Regions from separate parts of the Homo sapiens genome. Here region 1 is linked to region 2. A link is an interaction called in ENCODE POLR2A ChIA-PET data of the cell type or tissue named here. Cell type or tissue: Caco-2. All regions are shown on one strand.

Evidence for each region. ChIA-PET counts read pairs that join two places held together with the same protein. Peaks named below come from ENCODE experiments on the same cell type or tissue, not always from the same donor. Only the 100,000 strongest peaks of a DNase experiment are listed, where the experiment ranks them.
Region 1: POLR2A ChIA-PET joins it to region 2 with 10 read pairs; 2 of 35 experiments call an interaction of 5 or more read pairs at or near these places.

What each region holds. Positions count from the first base shown.
Region 1 is chr4:1,901,882-1,904,381 of GRCh38, forward strand. NSD2 (nuclear receptor binding SET domain protein 2) reads left to right here. Exons shown (of 22, transcript NM_001042424.3): 3 at 2,335-2,497. Among named protein-coding and RNA genes, the nearest start is that of NSD2, 32 kb to the left of the region's middle. In Caco-2, no CTCF peak of the experiment used is centred here; no DNase peak of the experiment used is centred here.
Region 2 is chr4:1,707,972-1,710,471 of GRCh38, forward strand. The region is part of intron 2 of SLBP (stem-loop histone mRNA binding protein); the gene reads right to left. Among named protein-coding and RNA genes, the nearest start is that of SLBP, 3.1 kb to the right of the region's middle. In Caco-2, no CTCF peak of the experiment used is centred here; DNase peaks (open chromatin) are centred at 853 and 1,490; H3K4me3 peaks cover 112 bases.

The sequences.
Region 1 (2,500 bases), 190 kb after region 2:
TTCCTTATCCTAACTTGCGATGGAAAGGTGTGGTGGTGCTGCTCCATTCTGCCTGGTGATGGTGTCTCCACGCCTTCACGTGGCACTCGGGATGGCCCTGACACTCGGATGAGTATAAGCCATAGGAAACAACCAAGGGGCCATGGCTTTGGCAGAAGGAAGGAACTCTTGATGGGGCAGCAGTCTCTGTTCATCTGGTGGTCTATAGGGTGTTGCTTTTTAGTTGTAACTCCTTGAAATTGTTAAAATAATGAAGAGCTTTGAGGGTTAAAAAAACGTTTTTTGATTACTCAGGAGCTGTTTAGTTCTCGCTCATGTAATGGCAGTGGTGAAGTTTTTAAATTTTATTTATTTATTTATTTATTTTGAGATGGTCTCTGTTGTCCAGGCTAGAGGGCAGTGGTGTGATCATGGCTCACAACAGCCTTGACCTCCCAGGCTTAGGTGATCCTCCTACCTCACCCTCCTGAGTAGTTGGACCACAGGTGTGCACCACTATATGCCCAGTTAATTTTTTATTTTTTGTAGGACAGGGTCTTGCTGTGTTGCCCAGGCTGGTCTCAAACCCCTGGGCTCAAACGATCCTCCCACCTCTGCCTCCTGAAGTGCTCGAGTTACAGGTATGAGCTACCATGCCCAGCCTACAAAGATTTTTTGAAGTGCCCACAGCAGTATTGAACCTCATGCTTTTGCTTGGGAAGAGGCCTGTGCAAGTTGTCAGAGTCCTAGCTGTTTTGTTTTGAGACAGGGTCTTGGTATGTTGCACAGGCTGTTCACGAACTCCTGACCTCAAACGATGTTCCTGCATCAGAGCTGGCTTTTTCTTTCTCCTCCAACTGAAAAACAAACCAAACAAAAAAATCTGGCTTTTATTCCTAGCCATGTCCCTTGGTTTTGTTAAAACTTGAGTAACTCAACCTGAATTTTGACTCTTCCTCTGGAGAGTGGGGTCAATAAATGTAAACCTGGGTTGCTGTGCAGTAATCTGGTAGCTGTTCTGAAAGTATGTCAGGCCTGATGGGGTGGCTCACATCTGTAATCCCAGCACTTTGGGAGGCTGAGGCAGGAAGATTGCTTGAGCCCAGGAGTTCAAGACTAGCCTGGGCAACATAGCGAGACCCGGTCTCTATAAAAAATAAAATTAGCTGGGCGTGGTGGCACTGCCTGTGGTCCCAGCTACTAGGGAGGCTGAGATGGGAGGATCAAAAAAACATGAAAATGTGTCATGTGGCAGCTCATGCCAGGCTTCACCAGCATGCTTATGGCAAGGTTTTGGGCCGGCCTCTTCAGCTTACAGGTGAGAAAACTGAGGCCTGAGGCAGTGGAACAATTTACTCATGTGTATAGTGCTCTTGAGCAAGGCTAGAGATTCACCCTTGGAGGGTTGGGGCCATGCTGGCTGTGCTTATTTCCACTGGAGAGCAGAACTGTGAGTGGCTTGTGGGGAGGAGTTTTTCTTTGGTGGAATGTTCAGCCTTAACCTACCCATTATGTTCTAGAGATGGAGAAATTGAGGCTCAGAGAGCCCCAAGGACTCAAATTACATGTGATGGAGCCGAGACTTGCTCCTAGTCCTCCTGGTGCCCTTGCCCTCACCACACTGGGATGGTTCATGTTGGTGACACATGGGCTGCTGAGAACTGATCGTCAGACATGACTGGAGGGGCAGAAGTCAGTATGGATTTGGAATTCTGTGAGAATTCCTTTTCGACCAGTTGAATAAAGTACCATTAAAGACCGTCTATTAATACTAGGCCAAGGAAATAGATTTATATAGAGATCTTCAAAATGTTGAACACCTGCTGTGTGCTATGCACTGTCCTGATCCTTTAGCTGAGAGTGAGAGAGAAATTTTTTTTTTTTTTTTTTTTGAGATGGAGTCTCGCCCTGTCGCCCAGGCTGGAGTGCAGTGGCGTGATCTCGGCTCACTGCAAGCTCCGCCTCCCGGGTTCACGCCATTCTCCTGCCTCAGCTTCCTGAGTAGCTGGGATTACAGGCGCCTGCCACCACGCCCGGCTAATTTTTTGTATTTTTAGTAGAGACAGGGTTTCATTGTGTTAGCCAGGATGGTCTTGATCTCCTGAACTCGTGATCCGCCCACGTTGGCCTCCCAAAGTGCTGGGACTACAGGCGTGAGCCACCGCACCTGGCCTGAGAGACAAAATTTTGATGAAACGATGTTGAGGCTATCATCTAAAACACAGCAAGGGAGCACACTCCATTTTTGGGGGTCTGTGTGTATTTGGACATTGTAGCCTGGTGAATCCTTGGTCTTCTGGATACACAGGTAGTGATTGGATGTGTTAGTGTTTGTCTTCTGTTGTTCATTTTCAGATTCCAGCTAAGAAAGAGTCTTGTCCAAACACTGGAAGAGACAAAGACCACCTGTTGAAATACAACGTTGGTGATTTGGTGTGGTCCAAAGTGTCGGGTTACCCTTGGTGGCCTTGCATGGTTTCTGCAGATCCACTCCTTCACAGCTATACCAAACTTAAAGGTA
Region 2 (2,500 bases):
AGGAGGCTGAGGCAGGAGAATTGCTTGAACCCGGGAGGCAGAGGTTGCAGTGAGCTGAGATCGCGCCACTGCACTCCAGCCTGGGCGACAGAGCAAGACTCTATCTCAAAAACGAAAAAAAAAAAAAAAAAATCAGGCGGGCGTGGTGGCGCATGCCTGTAGTCCCAGCTACTTGGAGGCTGAAGCAGGAGAACTGCTTGAACTTGGAAGGCAGAGGTTACAGTGAGGTGAGATCACACCACTGAACTCCAGCCTGGTTGACAGTTATGCCCCGTCACAAAAAAATACACTAGATACTAACTTTAATTACAACAAATAAGCAACCTATTTTAGCTGTAAACCAAATGCTGTGCTTTGAAAATGCAATTGCAGTAACAAATGAATAATCCTCTTATGTAATTATCATTTCTTCCCTTACAGTCACACAACTCAGATAAACTTAAATTGGATTTCTAAAAGTAAATTTCCAGATTCTAAAAATGGTAGAAAGTTATGAAATCAAATTAGGTAATTAACTGAAAATTAAATTGACTCAATAGAGGTTTGTCCAGGATTGGATACAAGCATCCTCACTAGTGTATCAAGAGGTTCAAGTCTGGGTCTGCCAACATAACAAATTCCTGAACTACAAGAATAATTTAAAGCCTGTGTATGTGAATGACCATATACTACATGCCATATTTTGGTATCTTTAAGTCCATTTCTTAGATTAAGTAGGTTATATTCATAATCTACCCTATCTTGGGACAACAAAGCCTAATTTTACACACTAAGCTAACAACCTTCCAAAGAGTACTTCTAGATCTTATCCATCAACGAGCTGGCTCTATTTGTCAGGTGCCTCCAGGCATTATCCACAATGTGCAAATACCAAGTGCAAAGGCCCTAGGACAGAAGCATTCCTATAGTTTGAGGAATGAGGACACCAAAAACTTCCATAACTTCTAAAGCACTGTAAGGATTTAATATTTTTATCTTCAGCTAAATGAGACCACTGGAGAGTTCAGAGCTTGATCTCAATAAGGTTTGTTTACCTTCCCTTCATATCTGGACCTAGGGCCTCTTCTGTACCCACCCGTAGACCCAAGTCTTTTGTCTTTTTTTTTTTTTTGAGACAGTTTCACTCTTATTGCCCAGGCTGGAAGGCAATGGCGTGATCTCGGCTCACCGCAACCTCCACCTCCTGGGTTCAAGGGATTCTCCTGCCTCAACCTCCCGAGTAGCTGGGATTACAGGCATGCGCCACCATGCCCGACTAATTTTGTATTTTTAGTAGAGATGGGGTGTTGGGAAAAAGGCTTATCGAGTGCCTGTATAAGCTGGCCATAAAAATATGGCACAGTAAGTTGTGAAAAGCCACAAGAGGCCTCTGAGGAGGAAAGCCTCCTAATTGCCATCATGTTCCCATGCTCAGAGCGAGACCTGCTCTCTTATCTGTAAACAGTGTTCAAGAAGAAAGACATTCCTTTAAAGCACTGGAATGTGGACAGATTTGCAGGCTCCTAGTTAAGCCCGCTCCCACTAGCTACTCTCCAATAAGTTAGATATGCTGTTTGAGCACAAAGGAGATTCATTGAAACCGCTATAATTACGCCTATGACGCCTGCCTCCCTTTCACTGTTTCACCCTGAACATCTACTTCTTTTTTTTTTTTTTTTGAGACGGAGTCTCGCTCTATTGCCCCAGCTGGAGTGTAGTGGGGCGATCTCGGCTCATCGCAAGCTCCGCCTCCCGGGTTCACACCATTCTCCTGCCTCAGCCTCCTGAGTAGCTGGGACTACAGGCGCCCGCTACCACGCCCGGCTAATTTTTTGTATTTTTAGTAGAGACGGGTTTTCACCGTGTTAGCCAGGATGGTCTCCATCTCCTGACCTCGTGATCCACCCGCCTTTTGCCAAGGCGCTGGGATTACAGGCATGAGCCACCGCGCCCGGCCTACTTCTTAAAGTGATTGTACTCAATAAATAGTGTGGAGACCGCAACTCCGGGCCTTTTGCAGCCTCCATTTTCCAACTGGTCCCCTGGCTCCCACCTTTATGAGCTCTTAACCTGTCTCTTCTCATTCCGGGTAAGTGTCGAGGCTGGTCCCCAACAATGGGGTTTCTCCATGTTAGTCAGGCTGGTGTCGAACTCCTGACCTCAGGTGATGGGCCCGCCTTGGCCTCCCAAAGTGCTGGGATTACAGGCAGGAGCCACTGCGCCCAGCCCCCTAGACCCAAGTCTCTAAATATCATCTCTATGTCCTGGTAACTCACTGTGCCTGAAGATGCCTCCCATGTAGACTCCTACACTCCGTTACCTTTCTTGACATCTCCTTTGCTTCTCTAAGCAGCTTCTCAAGCCTCACAACTTCCCATGCCTAGCTGCTCCAGCCCATCTTCTCTATCTTAGCAAATGGCCCCAATCAACAGCGTTCAGACCTAAAGGCTTGAGTCATTCTTGATGCCTCTTTCCTGTGTAAACCAAAAAGTGTCTGAGACAGGTCTCAATTGCTTTAGGA